Linked DNA regions of Homo sapiens: region 2 is linked to region 1. Evidence: read pairs that join two places in POLR2A ChIA-PET (ENCODE). Cell type or tissue: Panc1. All regions are shown on one strand. Links, peaks and the distances in the headings refer to the core of each region. The heading gives the core; the rest is flanking DNA.

What was found. ChIA-PET counts read pairs that join two places held together with the same protein. Peaks named below come from ENCODE experiments on the same cell type or tissue, not always from the same donor. Only the 100,000 strongest peaks of a DNase experiment are listed, where the experiment ranks them.
Region 2: POLR2A ChIA-PET joins it to region 1 with 12 read pairs; 2 of 35 experiments call an interaction of 5 or more read pairs at or near these places.

Annotation. Positions count from the first base shown.
Region 1 is chr6:146,984,923-146,995,422 of GRCh38, reverse strand. The region is part of intron 6 of STXBP5-AS1 (STXBP5 antisense RNA 1); the gene reads left to right. Among named protein-coding and RNA genes, the nearest start is that of LUADT1, 170 kb to the left of the region's middle. In Panc1, for the core only: no CTCF peak of the experiment used is centred there; a DNase peak (open chromatin) is centred at 4,122; H3K27ac peaks cover 1,612 bases.
Region 2 is chr6:146,819,524-146,830,023 of GRCh38, reverse strand. No RefSeq gene overlaps it. Among named protein-coding and RNA genes, the nearest start is that of ADGB, 230 kb to the right of the region's middle. RefSeq lists an enhancer at 1-211. In Panc1, for the core only: no CTCF peak of the experiment used is centred there; no DNase peak of the experiment used is centred there.

The DNA.
Region 1 (10,500 bases), core at 3,057-5,556:
ACAGTGCGTTTAGAAAGATATCACTTTTAATTTGTATATGCATCCCAGTCATGCAAATGTACTTTAACATTAGGTAATATAAGTACTACATTAACAGATTAAGGGGAAAATGATTAATATGTACAGCAAAACATTTTACAAAATTCATTCATAATAAAAAATCCTGAGGTTTTGAAATAGAAGGCATCCTTTCTAACCTGACAAACGGATCTATCAAAAATCTACAGTGAGCATTTATATTCAATAATGAAATACTAAAATGAGGAATGAGGCAATTAAGCACCATCACTGCTTCTATCTATTATTGTCTGTAACACTGTAAGTTGTGCATTTGAGAAGGAAATCTAATCTAAAATTATTGAAAAGGAAAAAGCAAAACTATCATTACTTTTGTACACAGTAAAGCCAAAAGGATATACAGGCAAATTATTAGAAATAGTGCAAGTTTAATAAGGTTCTTGGATGTAAGATGAATAACTAAAAGTAGCAATGGTGTTTAAAAGTCAATTAAAGAGATAACATTCAGCATTACACAATTAACATATATACGAATAAATCAAAGATGTGCAAACCCTACTGAAAAATTTAAACCTTATTAAAAGACATTAAACCGTGTATGTGTGTGCATGTGCGTGTGTGTGTAAAAATGAACACATAAACATATAGCATTTTCATGGTTAGTAATCAAAGTAGTAAAAATGACAACACTGATCTGCAGATTAACCTAATCTATATATTAATCAAAACAACTTGTTGTATTTCCCATGAAACTGTCTGAACTAAAGCTAAACTTTTATAAAAGAGTGAATATCCAAGTAAAGGGAAAATACTCTTGAAGAAGATTACAGTGTGAGAATTTGGTTTACCTGATGCCAAGATTTCCTATAAAGCTGTGTTAACTCAGTGTTGAAATGACACAGAGATGGACACACAGACCAATAGAAGAGAAGAGAGCCCATAGAGAGACCTACACATGTATGAAAACTTGATACATAACAATTGCCACACTAGATCTCGGAGAAAAAGATCGACTATCTAATAATCTTTTAGAACCAGATCAGCACACTTATTCCTAACTGATCAGATGTAAAAGTTTTTGGCTTTGTGGACCATATGGTCACAGCTATCAACTCTGTTCTTCCAGTGCAAGGTGGCATAGATATTATACAAAAGAATGGACGTGGATGTGTTTCCATACGCTGTATTTACAAATGTGAGCTGCAGTTTGCTTATTGCTGTTTTAGAGGGCAATACAAGAGAATGTCTGTAATCTCAGCATAGCGAAAGCAAGAAAACAGCTCACAGCTGAAAAATAAAACATTGATAAATTCAACATTAAAAAGAAGAATCTCTATTTATCAAAAGATTTCATCAAGAAAACTACAAAGCCCCAATCTAAGATATTTGCAACACAGAAATAAATTAAGAATTAGTATTTATAATATATAAAGAAGTCCTATGAAGTAAAAAGAAAATTCAAATAACAATCCAATAGAAAATTGAGCTAAGTATATGAACAGGTATTTCACAGAAGGGGACGCACAGTGGTCATTAATTACATAAAACAACAATAAACCTCATTATGGTAGTGCAATTTAAAAGTGCAATTAGTTATTATTACACATTTGCTCTACTCATATACAAAATCTTACCATATGTAGTGATGGCAAGTATGGGAATCAAGGGAACTCTTAAATGTTGCCAGAGAGAGTCTACACAAGGTATAATCATACTTTTAAAAACAAGTTGGCACTATTTTGTAAGGTTGAAAATGCATGGCCAGGCATGGTGGCTCATGCCTGTAATCCTAGCACTTTGGGAGGCTGAGGTGGGCGGATCATCTGAGGTCAGGAGTTCAAGACCAGCCTGACCAACATGGAGAAACCCCGTCTCTACTAAAAATACAAAATTAGCCAGGTGTGGTGGTGCATGCCTGTAATCCCAGCTATTCGGGAGGCTGAGGCAGGAGAATCGCTTGGGAACCCGGGAGGCAGAGGTTGTGGTGAGCTGAGATCGTGCCATTGCACTCCAGCCTGGGCAACAAGAGCAAAACTCTGGCTCAAAAAAAAAAAAAATTCATGAACCCCATAACTGAGCAATTCTATTCCTGCATGTGCTATATATTATAAAGAAATACTTGCTCTTGTATCTAAAGATAGGTACAGGAATATTTGTATCAGCATCATATTAGCAACAAACTGGTAATAACACAATGTTCTTAGAAAAATTAATGAATATATTATAGAATATTCATATGATGGAACATCTATTCAGCAGTGAAGATGAACTACAGCAATGTGAATCAACATGGGTGAATATTAAAAAGTATATTGAGTGAAAACAAAACACAATAATATAAGATATACATTTTATAAATTTCAAAAATAAGCAAAACTGAAAATATATTTAAAAGAAACGTAAAGATGTGATTAAAAATGAAAACTCGGGCTGGTAGGTCCTGCTGATGAAGAGTGAGGAAGGAGGAAAGGATGATGAATAGCATTGATATTTAGTTTTTTGCTTTATTTTTATGTTCATCACTTGCACATATTTTATACATTCTTTTTGCATATCAACTACTCCAAATGTAAAATTCTGAAACACGAATCTTTTATCTCCATTAAATTGACAAAAATTTGTCCACATGTGCTATTTTTTCCTTTATTTCTGTTTTTAAAGATAGAGTCTCTTGCTGTCACGTAGGCTGGAGTACAGTGGCATGGTCATAGCTCACTGCAGCCTTGACCTCCCAGGCTCGAGTGATCCTCCCATTTCAGCCTCCTGAGTAGCTAGGAATACAGGCACATGCCATCACATCCAGGTGACTAAAAAACTTTTTTTCGTAGAGACAAGGTTTGTCTATGTTGCCCAGGCTGGTCTTGAACTCCTGGGTTCAAGCAATCCTCTCACCTCAGCCTCCCAAAATGTTGTGATTACAGGCATAAGCCACAAGCCACTGTGCCTGGTGTTTTTCCAATATTCTAAGATAATTTTTCTTGAAAATCACTTTCTATCCCCTTTCCCCCACCTTTTTCATTATTGTGCTTATATTCATCCAAATTGTATTGTTTGATATTGTTACTTCAGTTTAATTGTTTTTAACTGTTTACTCCACTTGATGGTAAGGTCCCTGTGAAATGATTTCTCAGTTAATGCCATCCTATCCATTTTCTGCACTTCTTAGCTCTGCAGTATATGCTCAGAGGCCAGAGGCTATATCACCTTGGTCTCCTTGCTCTCATATTTCTCTCTGGGTTGGCCAATGGAAAGGTCTGGTTGGAGAATGGAATGAGAGAGGAGAGAGATATTGGGATGTATCTTCCCTCAGTGTTCTTGTCTTTGAACAGTATCTCTATTCCTCGTGACTTCCAGGCAGCTCTCACTCCACGTCTGAAAATCTCATTGGGTTCTGTACCATGTACCGCTTGCCACTTCAACAATGGGTGTGGTAGTAGCTTCTCACTGTTGCTGGTCTTGGGGTCTCTCAATTTCCCCTGTTTATTTCCTAAACATTTTCCACCATATATAAGTAGCTCTTTCATCGAAACCATTTAATTTATAGCATCTGGGGTAAATTTTTATTCCTGCCAGAATCTTGTTATCTTCTTTTTTCTGTTTTATTCACTGCTGTTTCCTCAACGTCTAGAATAATACCCGACAGAGTAGGAACTTAAAAAAAAGGGACGAATCAATGAACTCATGGTCACTAGCAATTACCACATGATTTTGCCCCAGCAGCAGCAGCTGATTAGGTCAAATTAAGGTTGGGAAATTGATGATGCTCTACCTCCCGGCTAGCAGGAGCCCAAGATGGTTTGGCATAAGAGCTTGGCCAAAGCTAAATGATAGTGACTAACACATCAAATTCTCTTCCTTGGAGAATTTCAATGCAAAATACATATATATATAAAATTGTTCCAGTTAATAGTGAAGGGTGAAGGCTGATGTTGAAACCGACGCAGAAGACAGATATCAAAGACTTTAAGATGACATTCGTCATGAAAGGCTATAAATATGTAGAGGCTGTCAGTACATTCAAGTTCAAAGTACAGACGTCACGACTAAGCAGAAACTAAACAATATCCAGCAGTAGAGACTCAGAGAGGAACTGAGTCATCATATTGGCAAGAGACTGTCTAACTAGAGAGTGACAAGTTAATGTTGTTAGTAAAATGACCTTGGACCCTAAATCATCTTTCCTCTCCTTTGACATCCAGACTATACCTGTTACAAGATTAGCAAAGATTCTCTTTGTTTTTTTTCCTTGTATGTATTTTGTAACAAACCCCTCATTATTTCATGTTCCAGCAAATATAAAAAGCTACTGGAAAACCAAAGCTTCTGTCTTCCTGTTTGGTGTTTCTTTTCTATCATATCACTGATACTGAGCTATCAATCAAATTGTAATCTTTTTTTTTTTTTTTTTTTTTTTGCTGCAAATTTATTGCGAAGAGTGAAAGAACAAAGCTTCCACAGTGTGGAAGGGGACCCGAGTGGGTTGCCCCAAATTGTAATCTTATTTATGATTTTTTCTTATTCTAGTTTAGTTTAGAGGAAGTTATAAAACCCATTATTTCATGGCTGGACCATACAATGATTGCTACCCAATTTTGTTCTTTTCTTTCACATTATGTGTGAGTTTTGGAAAACACTGACAGCAACCAGAAGGTAATCCACACGGTAAGCTCAAAATTTGCCAAAACTCCATTGTATGTATGTTTACAAGTGATCTAAATTGTAAGTGGGAAAATAGAAACATACAAATATCTGGGGATAACAGTAAGGAGGATGACAAAAAAGATTAGTAATTTCATTCTTCTTGATATCCCAAATTTTGAGCAGAATTGCTCTGAGAACAGAATCTCAGAAGGAATGTCAGTTTGGCAGGAGAACAAGACAGAATAAAATGATAACTCACGAAGCAGGGACAGAAAGGATAGCAGCAGCTTCAGGGCTGTGCTAAGGGTAGCTTGGCACAGGAATGCGTTCTTTGAGACAGATTCACAAATGGTTGATTAGTATGAGAGGAATGCAGGGGTATCATTTATCTGGATTGTCCCAAGGCCCTTGACAGAATGTTTTCCTGAAGACTCTTATACAAAAAGTGAATTCAAATTGCTTTGAAAATTGGCTGATGAGTCCAAAACAAAGAAAAAAAAAGATAAATTGCAAATGTAGCCAGCTCTAGCAAAGTGCCTGAAAATGACAAAGGAATTAATGTCGATTTTAAGTCTTTATCTTACATTTTCAAAAGTTACCTGAAAGTAGTTTATTAAAAAAAATGCAGTGACTCAGACTTACTGTATATTCAATACTGAGTTAGGTACCCTGAGTGCAGTGGCCATATATGCTGAGCCAAAACGAAGAATAATTTTATGTCGCTTCTGGATGCAAGAGGTAGGAACAAGCGTGAGTGACTCTTAGTAAGCATATAACTCATTGGTAGAAACAGAATGTCAACATCCCAGAATATTAGCTGTGAGCTTTCATCCTTTAACAGATAGCTATAGGCAAGAGGAGTCTGTTTACTAGAGGTCAGTTGGGAGAACTTCTACTGTTTTGTAATTATAATTACCTTATTAACAAATAATATAAAAATAATGTGGTCTGAAAGAGTAAATACAACATATTCTGAAAAGCCTCCAATATTTAGGCTACAGAGGACTTGACACTGTGGATCACATACTGATCTTAACTTTAGGGTATGACTATGACTTTCAGATGAAGAACAGCAGCCGTTATGTTTGTGAATCAAGATCCTTTGTATAGTACTCATTTAAGACTAGGTTGACTTTTTAAAATGGTGAACTGAAGATGGTTTCTGGTGCAAATGGAATAAGTGTAAAATTCAAATAGACTTGTGAAATTCACAATAATTTACACTTTGATGCTAATGGTGTTAATGAAAATAACTTTTGCATTATAGCACATTTAAAAGGTTTTCAGGAACATTATGTCATTTGAGCCTTGCACCCCTATGACCTCAGTACTGTACATACAGTCATTACCCTAGTTTCAAAGATGAGGAAAGTGAGGCCCCAAGAGATTAAGAGATTTTTCTAAGGCTTTACAATATTAATAGATAACTGTAACTCAAATCACATTATTTTACATTTTGTATTTCCCTATCGTAGCTTGTCATACAATAAAGTATCTTGAGGAGGAAAGCTCAGTAGGGAGCCAAGCAATTAGTTATTATTAGTTTTTTCCCTTTACCTCCATCACTGCATGTTTACTACACTAAAAATGCATTTATGTCTGTACAGGTTTGTCTTTTCTACTAGACTGAGCTGCAGGAAAACAAGAGATCAGCTCCTTTTTGAATGCCAGCCCTCCTTATCTAGTGTGGGTCTGCTGACATATTAATTTGGCTGAGCTGAATTCTAAGACATGAAGCTTTATCCATTTTAAGATAAGAATATATTCTAGAAGCATGCTATATTATTTCTAAACAAAATCTGTTATTTTATGATAATGGAAGGAAGAAGAGAACTTGGAGATTGAAAAGGGAGAATACATCTTTATAACAGAATGATTTATATTCATTTGGGTATATACCTAGTAATGGGATTGCTGGGTTGAATGATATTTCTGCCTCTAGGTCTTTGAGAAATTGCCACTGGCTTCCACAATGGTTGAACTAATTTACATTCCCACCAATAGTGTAAAAGTGTTCCTTTTTCCCCACAACCTCACCAGCCTCTGTAGTTTTTTGACTCAAAAAAATTTTTTTTTATTAGTTTATTAGTGTTTGGTTTTCTGTCCTTGTGATAGTTTGCTCAGAATGATGGTTTCCAGCTTCATCCATGTCCCTGCAAAGGACATGAACTCATCCTTTTTTACGGCTGCACAGTATTCCATGGTGTATATGTGCCACATTTTCTTAATCCAGTCTATCATTGATGGACATTTGGGTTGGTTCCAAGTCTTTGCTGTTGTGAATAGTGCTGCAGTAAACATATGTGTGCAAGTGTCTTTATAGTAGCATGATTTATAATCCTTTGGGTATATACCCAGTAATAGGATCGCTGGGTCAAATGGTATTTCTAGTTCTAGATCCTTGAGGAATCACCACACTGCGTTCCACAATGGTTGAACTAGTTTACACTCCCACCAACAGTGTAAAAGTGTTCTGATTTGTCCACATCCTCTCCAGCATCTGTTGTTTCCTGACTTTTTAATGATCACCATTCTAACTGGATGAGATGGTATCTCATTGTGGTTTTGATTTGCATTTCTCTGATGGCCAGTGATGATGAGCATTTTTTCATGTGTCTGTTGGCTGCATAAATGTCTTCCGAGAAGTGTCTGTTCATATCTTTTGCCCACTTTTTGATGGGGTTGTTTGTTTTTTTCTTGTAAATTTGTCTAAGTTCTTTGTAGATTCTGGATATAAGCCCTTTGTCAGATGAGTAGATTGCAAAAATTTTCTCCCATTCTGTAGGTTGCCTGTTCACTTGATGGTAGTTTCTTTTGCTGTGCAGAAGCTCTTTAGTTTAATTAGATCCCATTTGTCTATTTTGGCTTTTGTTGCCTTTTTAATAGCCATTCAGACTGGTGTGAGATGGTATCTCACTGTGATATTGATTTGCATTTCTCTAATGATCAGTGATGTTGAGCTTTTTTCCATATGATTTTTGGCCACATGTGTGTCTTCTTTTGAGAAGTGACTGTTCATGTCCTTTGCCTACTTTTTAATGTTTTTTTTTCTTGTAAATTTGTTTAAGTTCCTTATGGATACTGGATATTAGACCTTTGTCAGGTGGATAGATTGCAAAAATTTTCTCCCATTCTGTAGGTTGTCTATTTACTCTATTGTTTCTTTTGCTGCACAGAAGCTCTTTAGTTTAATTAGATCCCATTTGTCAATTTTTGCTTTTGTTCCAATTGCTTTTGACATCTTTGTCGTGAAATATTTGCCTGTGCCTATGTCCTAAATGGTATTGCCTAGGTTTTCTTCTAGGATTTTTCTAGTTTTGGGTTTTACATTTAAGTTTTTAACCCATCTGGAGTTTAGTTTTGTATATGGTGTAAGTAAGAGGTCCAGTTTCAATTTTCTGCATATGACTAGCCAGTTCTCCCAGCATCATTTATTAAATAGGGAATCATTTCCCTATTGCTTGTTTTTGTCAGGTTTGTTGAAGATCAGATGGTTGCAGGTGTGTCATCTTATTTCTGGGTTTTCTATTTTGCTCCATTAGTCTATATGTCTGTTCTTCTACCAGTACCATGCTGTTTTAGTTACTGTAGCCCTGTAGTATAGTTTGAAGTCAGGTAATGTGAGGCCTCCAGCTTTGTTCTTTTTGCTTACAAGTGCCTTGGCTATTTGAGCTCTTTTTTGGTTCCATATAAATTTTAAAATAGTTTTTTTCTAATTTTGTGAAGAATGTCAATGGTAGTTTAATGGGAATAACCTTAAATCTATAAATTGCTTTGGGCAGTATGGCCATTTTCAAAATATTGATTCTTCCTATGTATGAGCTTGGAATGTTTTTCCATTTGTGTCATCTCTGATTTTTTTGAGCAGTGGTAAGTAGTTCTCCTTAAAGTGGTCCTTCACTTCCCTTATAAGCTGCATTTTTAAGATATTTTATTCTTTTTGTGGCAATTGTGAAAGGGAGTTCGTTCATGATTTGGCTCTCAGCTTGCCTATTGGTGTGTAGGAATGCTAGTGATTTTTGTATATTTATTTTGTATTCTGAGATTTTGCTGAAGTTGCTTATCAGCTTAAGAAGCTTGGCCAGGAGCAGTGGCTCACACCTGTAATCCCCGTACTTTGGGAGGCTGAGGCAGGAGGATCACGAGGTCAGGAGTTCAAGACCAGCCTGGCCAAGATAGTGAAACCTTCTCTCTACTAAAAATACAAAAATTAGCTGGGTGTAATGGTGGGTGCCTATAATCCCAGCTACTTGGGAGGCTGAGGCAGGAGAATTTCTTGAACCCAGGAAGTGGAAGTTGCCGTGAGTCGAGATCGTGCCGCTGCACTCTAGCCTGGGCGACAGAGCAAGACTCCATTTCAAAAAAGGAAAAAAAAGAAAAAAAAAAAGCAGCTTTTGGGCTGAGACAATGAAGTTTTCTAGATATATGATCAGAGATACATGCACGTGTATGTTTATTGCAGCACTACTTATGATAGCAAAGACATGAAATCAACTTATATGCCCAACCATGACAGACTGGATAGAGAAAATGTGGCACATATACACTATGGAATACTATGCAGCCAACAAAAGGGATGAGATTATGTGTTTTGCAGGGACATGGATGGAGCTGGAGGGCATTATCCTTAGCAAACTAACGCAGGAACAGAAAACCAAATACCTCATGTTCTCACTTACAAGTGGGAGCTGAATGATGAGAAAACATGGACACATGGTGGGGAACAACACATACTGGGGCCTGTCAAAGGGTAGTGGGTAGGAAGAGGTAGAGCATCAGGAAGAATAGCTAGTGGGTGCTGGGATAAATACCTGGGTGATGGGATGTTCTGTGCAGCAAACCACCATGGCACATGTTTACCTATGTAACAAGCCTGCACATCCTGCACATGTACCCCTGAACTTAAAAGTTGGAAATAAAAAAAAGGGAAAAGGGAGGATAATACTTCAGTGTCTTTTCAAGAGAACCTTGGGATATATTTCATGTTATGAAACTTATTCCTACATTCTTAGGAAAACCATTGACTTATGTTTACTTGTTAAGTCAATGGTTTATCTATTTTTAATGCAATATTTTATTCTTTATTTCCATTAATTTCTTTATGCTGTGTGTGTGTTTTCTAACTACTTGGGTTGGATGTTCATTTGTGTTTTTTTAAATATTGAAAACATAAGATTTTGAATTTGAATAAATATTTTGTCTTAGCTATTTTTAAGTTACACATGATTTTATATATCTTTTTTTACTAATTATAAAAATCCACTCAATTCAGAAAAGCATGAACAAGAAAGTGTCACTCGTGATCTTAGCAATAGAGCAGGGATCTGCAAACTATATTTCACAGGCCAAGTCCAGCTCACTGTGTTTTTGTTAAAAAAGTTTTATTGCAAACTAGCCACGCCCATTTGTTTACACAGTGTCTATGGCTGCTTTTGTGTTACCCATGGTAGAGCAGAGCAGTTGTGACAGAGATCAAAAGGCCTGCAAAGCCCCAAATGTTTACTATCTAGCCCTTTACAGATTTTTTTTTTTCCTGATTCCTGAATTAGAGAAAACTATCAACATTTTGGTCTCTCTTTTTATCTCAGCTCATTTATTTTTTATATCAAAACACTGGCGTTTATCTTTTTACCTGTCTGGGGGAAATATTGTCAGTGGTCTTCCTAATGCCATTTTTCCCCCTTAATTCTTATTTAGAGAAACTTGGTTGTTTGAGGGAATGTGCCTAGGTAAAAATATTTAATTTTCTCTACTTTTCTTCAATAAATAATGATGTTGGGATATAATTCTGAACAATGAGCGTCCTTCAGTTTCTGATTTCTATAGGGCATACAAACTTAG
Region 2 (10,500 bases), core at 3,728-6,227, 170 kb after region 1:
CTGTGCCTGAATTCCAATGGGAGGAGAATATAATGAGGTATGTCTGATCCCCATATCCCCTCATGACCTGAACTAGCTTTTCAGGTTAAGTTAAGAATGACCCTGGCTGAGAGGAGGGTTCCATTTAATTGATTGGGGAGCTTAGAATTTTATTTTTGGTTTATAGATACATTCTAATATCAAATAGCTTTAATTATTTCCAAGTGAATTTCTCCAAGTAATTAAGCCATTCTTCAAAAAAAAAATTTCACTAGATGAAAATCTTTTATTGTTGTACTTCCTTATGCTATTTGAAAACTAAATTTCCAGAACAGCAGTATTTTATGGTTACATATTCTTTAAGAACCTGATGAGGGTTGGGCACTGTGGCTCATACCTGTAATCCCAGCACTTTGAGAGATCAAGGTGTGCAGACCACTTGACCCCAACTTGAGACCAGCCTGGGCAACATAGTGAAATCCTGTCTCTACACAAAATACAAACATTAGCCAGGAGTGGTGGTGGAGCACACCTGTGGCCCCAGATACTTAGTAGGCCAACGTGAGAGGATCACTTGAGCCTGGGAGGTTGAGGCTGCAGTGAGCCGAGATCATACCACTGCACTCCAGCCTGGGTGACAGAGTGAGACCCTGTCCCCCAACCCCTCTTAAAAAAGAACCTGATGAAAGCTATGAATTTCTATAAAAGAAAATAAGTACAATTGTGGGAGGTTTAGGTGCTACCTGAATCTCATCCAAAGATCCCAGGTTAAGAACCTTTGCTCTGGAGTATGGATGTTTTTTCTCAGAACTCTTGAGGTGTCTCTTTTAAGTTTCAAAATCTCTAATGTGGACCATTTTCAGGAAGTGGAAACCAAAGTTGGATTTGAGTGTGTCAATTTTGATTCTTTGGTTTTATATAACAGAAACAAACTCTGGTTAAACTTAAGAAAAAAAAGCCATTGGAAATATATTTGAGTAAATCATAGGTTTGGGAAAAAAAAAAACACAACAAAAAACAAAAAACACCCAAACCAGAAAGGATAGAAGTGATACTAATTTAATGGACAGCCTCCTTGAGATGCTGCTTATGACTCAGCTTCGGCTCTTTTGTTGCTGTTATCGAACAAAACTGGGGTCCACTTGCCAGGTGCAGTAAAACCAGATATCCACATAGAGGTTTTTGCAGAGACAGAAACGAAGGCATTATTATTTACAGGTACAAAGCAAGTAAGACCAGGCAGCTAATGCTCAAATTTTGACTTCCTTGATGGCTTGGCAGTAACAGTTTTTAAAGGCAGGGGAAAATTTCAGGAAAGCAGAAACTATAGGCCAAACCATAAATCAATATATGGAGGTTACACATTGGTTTTGGCCTAAAAGGGTGGGATATGTTGAAGGGGGGCTTATAGGTGGTAGGTACATTCAAAAACTTTCTGACTTCTAATTGTGAAGGAAGAGAGAAGCTTTGTTTAAAAATTTGGGGTCAGCAGAAAAAAAAAAGTGTTAACTAGCCTGGGTGTGTGACTCCCTCCAAACTCCTCAGGAAGAAATTTAGAACAAATTACAGTGGTCAGAGCTTAGTGTTCAATTCCTCCTTATCTAGGGTTTATGTGCCAGTGAATCCGTTTATGGGGATCTCGGTGGGAGGCTGGTTTTCTGAAAGACAACTATGGGACATATGTTAAAATGCTATATTTAGTTTCTATAGGAAACCAAACACATCTGGACCCAAACTTCCTTGGCTATTGTTTGAGGCTATTATTGCTGTTTTGCTAATCAGGTTACTTATTTACTTCTCAGGGCTAACTAGGTGCCTGGAATTTCCCTTGAAGGAATTCAAGATTTTCCGTCTTTTCTATGCTGGGGTGGCCTGTAGGGCCCTAAAATGGGACTCTCTACTCCATCTCATTTCTGCTACTAAAAAAACAGTGGAAGGGATGTGAAGTAGAAGGCAACCAAAAAAAAGTCTGTTAAAATAGTCACAGGCTTCTGAGAAGGTGACAATGGAAACCACTGCTTTCTGTTATTTTAACTGTCTTTGATATTTTTATTGTGGCCACAATTATTCTCCTACCTCTTATTACTTTATATCTACATACAACAGACCTATATGAATTATGAGAAACCAGGCTGCAAACACTGGTCAGCCTCCAAGGACATATTTTCAAACAGCCACTTCCAATGTAACCAGTGAGTATAACAGCAAGAAGACATTCTCAGAAGGTGGACCTGGGGGCATGGAGACCAACTGAATGGAGAGGAGCTGTTACAATACGGAATCAGACCTGATCAAGGCCTGTCACCACCTCCTGATGAGGCCTTCACAATGTCTACCCTGAGGGATTTCAGAACTGCTAAGTGCCGTCTCCCATTCCTCCCCTTTCTGAATGAAAGTGTTGTTTATTCCCAGGTCCAACATTCTATATTAGATACGTGTGGGGGAAGCAGGTAAAAAACAAGGGACACCATTGTGGCCAAAGGAACAGGTAAAAAATATAAAGTGTCATAAATTTGGAACCATCTCACTTTAACGGCATGACTATGAGCTTCCAGATCAGTGACTCCCTGTTTGCCTTAGTGGTGTATAAATTAGAATCCTATTTGGAAAATAAAGCTGTTTCTACTAGAATATGATCCATGACTTCTGTAAACATTGTAAAATATCATTGTTGACAATCTGCCATCTGGCATTATCACAGTCTCTTAAGAATGTGAATCTTTTTGTAAAGTCCTGTAAACTGTGTTTTTCAATATCTTCACTTGAAGACCAATATGATGGATTTTTGATAATGATCATAAGTTTTGATATAGCCCCTTTTAGACAGCAGCCTAATAGTTAAAACAATGCAAATACTTAATATATTCAACCATATTCTATCAAAAGCCTATTCTGTGAGGTTTTGGGCTAGGTTCTATGCGTGATTAAAAATAACCTAACAATGGCTGGGAGCAGTGGCTCACACCTGTAATCCCAGCACTTTGGGAGGCCGAGGCAGGCGGATCATGAGGTCAGGAGATCGAGACCATCCTGGCTAACAGATGAAATCCCGTCTCTGCTAAAAAAATACAAAAAAATTAGCCGGGCCTGGTGGCAAGCTCCTGTAGTCCCAGCTACTTGGGAGGTTGAGGCAGGAGAATGGCATGAACCCAGCAGGTGGAGCTTGCAGTGAGCTGAGATCACACCACTGCACTCCAGCCTGGGCAACAGAGCAAGACTCCGTCTCAAAAACAAAAAAAAGAAACCTAACAATTATGATATAGTTGTTTCTTACACTCGAGATTATAGCTCATTAAAATGAAATCTTTTACAAAGTATTATAAAAATGGTCTTTAGTGTGACAATCTAGTTAAACAATAATGACACAATTGAAAAAATAAAACTTATCAGTCAATATTGTGGCACCAAGAGTACTGAAGACTAAAGGCTACTGAAATCTGCAAATGACTTATGAGCAGCTCATTAGGAATGTGAACTTCTTTCAAGAAAGTGTGTATCATATCTGCAAATTACAAATTCAGCCCTTTGAATTTTCCCATGTTTTCTTCATCTTTGTCTTTATGGAACCAGAAATAACTAATGAGGTGACTTAAATGTTGATAAATGAAAAAGGAAAAGTAAACATAAAGAATCTGTATGATTCATAAATTGGAAATTAGTCTTTACATTCTAGTTGACTATTCTAAGAACTATTTTCATGGTATCTAATATTAATAATTTAATGACTTTAGATGATATGCTAAAGAAATGATGGTTCTTAGAAAAGCTTTAATATTATTTTCCAAAGGTTGTTTTGCACACATCATATTATAAAACATGCAGACTTTGGGCACAGGCTACGCCAGGAGTAACTGAGCTAAAAATTAGCTAAATTCATAGAGAAATATACAAATATTTCAGAGTTCCTTTAGAATAAATTCATAGCAACCATTTTGTATTATTAAGGTAATGGTTATTGATCAGGTTTTATCTAATATGGTTTTGGACATTTGCACAAGTTTAAACTTTCTGGTGAAAATAGCATGTTTTTCCAAGCTCTTTAAAATGTTATAGTGATGTTAACAAAGTTAGCCCGTTGTCACCAATGAGCCATAGTCATGACTTAAATTATTTAGTCATTTAAATATTAACTGATTAGTCTTTGTTATGTGACATATTTATTTAGAGTGTTTCCATGAAGTCAAACAGCTTTTTATGAGGTTTCTTTGTATCTGTCTGAATATATCAATCACCTACAATGGAATGAAAGATGCCCAGATGCTATCTGAATTGATGATTCTGAAATCAACAGCTTGATTAACAGTGACAGTAAAGAGTATCATTATGTTATATACCAGATGGAAAAGGTATTTACAGATTAGATAAGTGAATTTTCATAATTAGCAAAATAAATTAAAAATGCTTGGTTTATTTGAATTTAGAATTGTTTAAAGTTATGAAAATATACATATGCATAGTAGGGTTGTTTGTTATATAAGTTCACTTCAAAAATAAATCATACATGTGGTAATGCTGCCATCTGTGCCTGACCAAAAAAGTAAAAAACAAGGATGTTTAGCTTAAAGTTCTAAGCACATTCAATAGGTAATGAAGCTATTCCATAAAAACACATCTGTGGTTGGAAACTGTTTTATGTAAATTAAAATGACTAAAATCTGTTTTATAATTGATTAGACAAAATACTTTATGACAATTTGAAACAAAGTTTCTTCATAATGTTACTTTCAGAGATATTCTATAAAGGTTACTGAAAGCTTTTATTAATCTGGTATAAATAAACCCACCCAGGGCAGGGCCCAAGCCAGGGGATGGAGGTGGCAAGACGCGTGTGAAACTGTCTTTGCAAAATTATAACAGTAAGAGAAGTCTAACACAACTGACTCCACCTTGCTTCTAACCTCAAGCTACCTGCCTTTTCTCATTCCTGTATGTAGGCCAAGCCAACTATGGGAGGAATTCAGCATAATTCCTGTCCCAAAACTACCCGCCTCCTTGTTTGGGGACTGAAAGTGACTATATCAGACTAATGAAAGACCACAGGTTACAATTATGTTGGGGGCTTGAACTGTGCTAAGATATAGGCATAGTTAAACAATAGCTGGTCATTGTTTCCTAGCTTGCTTTTTTATAATTGCTTACTGCTCAGGATTCTTGTACCCAATGCTCACAAATTTTATAACTTCACCAATTGCTCTTACAGGTAACTTGTGAAACTTGAGACTGGTCTTTCAAATATTTTTCAGACTTTGCATTCTGGTAGACCAACTGATGCCACCCAGACCCATGACCCATGCCAAAGAACTGATTCAACTGGTTCTGTGACTCCCACCCATGAAGTCACTCAGGACATGAAGACAGTTTTGACACTCCTGTGATTTCATCCCTGACCAAATCGCAGTTCCCATTCCTTAGCACCCCACACACACCAAATCATCCTAAAAAACCCTCACCTCCAAATTCATGGGGAGGCAGATTTGAGAGATATTGCCCATCCTCCCCACTCAGCGGCCCTGCAATTATTAAAATTATTTCTTTGCTGCAACATCTACTGTCTCAGTGTATTGGTGTTTTCCATGCAGTGGGCAAGAAGAACCTCACTGGGCCATAACATGGATTTTGTTTCTCTTTGCCAATTCTCTCTTTATTTCCCTGTTTTTCAAGGGGAAATGAATGCAAGAGTTTGTTTTGAATAAGACAGAAATACAAGATAAATGTCAGTTAACAGATCAGAGTTTACACACATATTTTTTTGTGTGCAAACAAACTAAATATAATGAGAGGCTCTAGGACTAGAATTCAATGTTTTGTTTGAAAACTTGATGTCTAGAAGCCAGTTAAAAGTTTATTAAAGCTATCAGCCGTTTTTAGATTCATTTAAATGAAGACAGTTACATTTCCAAAAACACTTTAGTGGGCACTTTGATTGTGGAAAAGGGGAAGCTACAATCTATTTTTTAGTGGAGTTGTTGGATGCGATGAGGAGTTAAATTACTCCATATAATGGTGCTTCATTATCACCAGAATTGTGCCTCAGGGATTATTTCTATCATCTCAAAGGCAAGCCTATGTCTTCAGAACAAGAACACTGTTTTCTCTGCCCTTATACCAGCCCAGAGAAGGGACAGCTTGATCTTGAAGTACTTGAAGGGCTGAAAAGAGGTAGGTTGTAGGAGGCTAAAGAGAAAGAAACTGAATGGGGGGCCAGATATTTTGCCAAAGACAATGGCCTATGGATTGTAGGAACTGTACATGCTTTATAGACATACCCTGGTTTACTCAATATGATTGCACATGTGTATATTGGCAATGTATTCCAATAGTCATTTATTAACTGTGATCCATAGACATTACTATCTCAGCTTCTCAGCACTCTACTATTCTTCTACATGGGAATAATGTTCTCCATGGAGACAGTGCCTCTTCTAGGGAATATTTAGGAAATACATGGGGACATTTGTGGTTGTCCCAATAATAAGAGAGAACTGCTATTTAGTAGTTGAAGACCAAGACTATTAGACATCCTGTCATTTTGAATTTTAATAATTGCAGGGCCGCTGAGTGGGGAGGATGGGCAATATCTCTCAAATCTGCCTCCCCATGAATTTGGAGGTTAGGGTTTTTAAGGATGATTTGGTGTTTGGGGGGCTAAGGAATGGGAACTGCTGATTGATTTGGTCAGGGATGAAATCACAGGGGTGTTAAAACTGTCTTCAAAATGCATTTTGAGTCACATGGAACAGAGAATTGTTTTACCTTCTATTTGATTTGAATGGCCCACCATTCGTATAGTTGAAAAGCAAGTTAGTAATCAAAGAATCTAATTCTGTGAGACATATAAAGTCAAAGTATTTTTTTTGTACAATTTTAATGTTCATTGAATATTTCAGAAATAAAATCATTGCATTGTTGGGGGTCAGAAAATGATACCCCATAATATGGCACCTTAACATACTGAACTGAAGAAGCCACAAGATCTCTCTGAGCTTCATTCTCCCACTACGAAGTACTCCCCAACCTGCACTCATCTCTCAATCCTGTGTCTCTAATTAAATGTTAGTTAATTAAATATTAAGTTTTTAATTAGAATATTATTCCATTAACATTTAAATTTAATCTTATGTTTAACATATAGATTGATGTGTTTTGTCAGTTAACTACTTTTTGATGACTTTACAGCTTCATAATTGTCTCCTCAACTACTACAATCTGCTATTAAACTTAATTATTGAGTTATTAAATCCAGTAATACTTTGTTTTAACTTTTCCATTGATCATTTTATCATGTAAACTTTTTATTGAAAGATACATAAACACAGATATGTAAATAAATTTTAAGTTTACTGATCCATAAATATTTACAAAGAAGGCCAGGCGCTCACACCTGTAATCCCAGCACTTTGGGAGGCCGAGGTGGGCAGATCACTTGAGGTCAGGAGTTCAAGACCAGCCTGGCCAACATGGCGAAACCTTGTCTCTACTAAAAATACAAAAATTAGCTGGGTGTGGTGGTGCGCACCTGTGATTTCAGCTACTCGGGAGTCTGAGGCATGAGAATCACTTGAACCTGGGAGATGGAGGTTGCAGTGACCCGAGATCATGCCATTGCACTCCAGCCCATGAGACAGAGTGAAACTTCATCTCAAAAAATTAAAAAAAAAAAATTTTTTTTTTTTTTTACAAAGTAAACTACCTGTGTTACAGTCATTCATATCAGTATTGAGATTATTATCAGCATCTAGAATGGCCTGTAATGACAATTCCTGATACCATTTACTCCTTAAATTTAACCATTATTATGACTTTTAACACCACAGATCAGCTTTCCTAGGTGTTGAAATCTAAATGCATAAAATATTTATTAAAATCATCCATGGTATGGAGAATAGCAGAGATTCCTTTATTCTGATTATTGCATAGTATTTAGTCATATAAAAACACCATGATTTGTTGATGTGCTCATTGTACAATGAATGGAAATTTGAGTTTTCCCCAATTTTGGACTATTATAAATTGTGCTGCCATGAATATTCTTGTACATGTCTCTGCTGGAGCTGCAAGTCATTTTGTGATGATGAAGGAAAGGCAATATTACCACAGAGATATTTGCTCTAGATTTTGAGATGCTAACTTTTTATTAAGTTAGATAAATATCCTTCTATTTAATTGAGCAAAAGTAAGTGACTTTTTTTTTGCCCAGGCTGGAGTGCAATGGCATGATCTCAGCTCACCACAACCTCTGCTTCCCGGGTTCAAGCAATTCTCCTGCCTCAGCCTCCTGAGTAGCTGGGATTACAGGCATGCGCCACACACGCCCAGCTAATTTTGTATTTTTAGTAGAGACGGGGTTTCTTCATGTTGGTCAGGCTGGTCTCCAACTCCCAACCACCCACCTTGGCCTCCCAAAGTGCTGGGATTACAGGCATGAGACACCTGGCTGTAACTGACCTTTTTATTACTTTTAGCTTAATATATTTTTAAATGATAGCACAGTTGAAAGGATAAAGATTATTCAAAAACAAAAAAATAAGAAAAAGTATTGTTGAATTCTGCAACATACCTCTCAGAACTAGACAAATGAAGTGGATTAAAACTAAAAAAAAGAGAGTAAATAATGAATATATTTGACTAAAATAAACTTGAAAAACATTGTATATAATTTTCCATAAAACTACATACACGGTTAAATTTTGGAAATGAGGCTTTTCTAAAATTAAAATTTGCATTCTTTTCAAGCAATTCTTATTGCATATATATATGCAAAGTTTACGATCATCCTACACATTTATGTCATTTAAACCTCTACTTAGTTACATAGAAAGTCTTAATAAATTTTTTAGAAGTAAAAATTCTAGGGACCGTGTAGTCTGATTATAAGCAAATAAAATTATAAATAAGTAACACACTTCTAGTGGCAGGATAATGATGTGTCATATTTTTGCTTTTCCCCAAAACTACTCCTGAAAACTATAAATACAATTGTGATGGCAAAGCAAGTACACACACACCCCCCACAAAAAACAAAACTCAGATAAATTGCTAGCAAAATTAGATGACAAGAAATTCCCATAAACAAGAGTGGTATTGAGAGTGGCAGGAGGCAGCCAAATGCCTAGGCAGATAGGGGCGGGCCCCTGGTGAAACCCCACCTCGAAGCCAAAGACAGTTTAAAGCCTGAAAGCCAAGCTACAGGTTAAATCCTCCATGCTTTCCTCTGATTGATCCCCACCCTTCACCTATTTTACATATACCTACCCTTTCCTAATTGGTTTTCTACACTGTCATGCCCACATTTGAGTGATGTCTTCGCTTTAATCTTTTTTGCATACTCACAAACCAATCAGCACACACTCTCCATTCTGAGTCCATAAGAGGCCCCAGAGCCAGCAACAGGGGAGGGATTTTCCTGCCCTCAGATAGGGGAACCACCCCTATATCCCCTCTCCGCTAAAACCTGTTTCATCGTTCAATAAAATTCTTTTCCACCCTCCTCACACTTCAATGTACAGTGCATCTTCATTCTTCTTGGGCGCAGTAGAAGATCTTGGGAACCACAGAACACAAGTACAAGCTATAACACAGGTGAGCTGGGGCACAGTATCATCCCCGAGAGCGGCCCAGGTAGGGCATCACTGGCTGGGGGTCCCTGGCTTGCAAAGCGACCGAGAAAAAGAAAATCCTGCCTCTGTAGTTGTGGCCCAAATAAAGACAATCAGCAGGATTATCTGAGCATTTAGACCTGTATGGTTGGCACAGGTGAAAACACAAAAACCACCAACGGACCCTAATATCCATGAAATTCCACTTGAAACTCTAAGAAATATCCAGAAGAACTTGCCTTAAAGTAGGAGAACACCGTTTGAAGAAGTAAGCAAACTGAGAAAAATGCTGGCGAAAGGGGAGAAAGAATGCTGAGACCAAAGGGTCACGGATTCAGATTACCGCAAGAGAAAAAATATCTAAAGATAGAACTGTCTTGAAAACCAAGGTCCACAGAAATCTAGGAAACAGAGGCTTAGAGGCAAAAAACTCAAAATCTGTCATAAAGCAGAATTTTCTCTGACAGACAGAGAAATGGGAAATCAGGCCATATTTTGATGATTACAACTCTAAAGGAAAATAAAAATCTCAGATCCCCCAAACTCATTACGCCAAAGGGAAAGATAAGCCTGGAGAGCCTGGAGGCTGAGTCATGCAACACTGCCATTCTTTTCCCAAATGAATAGCTTGTTCTTCACAACCTTGTGTCAAAGCATTGTACATTTGTCAGACCCCACAGAAAGGCAAAAAGCTTCACTGTCCAAGCTGTTCCTAGGTGAGTTCTTTGCTGGCCTGGAAACCTTTCAAAAATGTGTACGTTCCCATAAAACAAGGGCATGTCAATTACAACTTTAGATCTGCAATCCAAGTCTAGTACCGAAAACTAAAGTCTGTTAGAATTCACACTGACAATGTCGATAACAAGTTTGTCTTCCCAGGTGCAGAACATACAAGAAGGGATCAATCATTCCTCCACCTAACCTG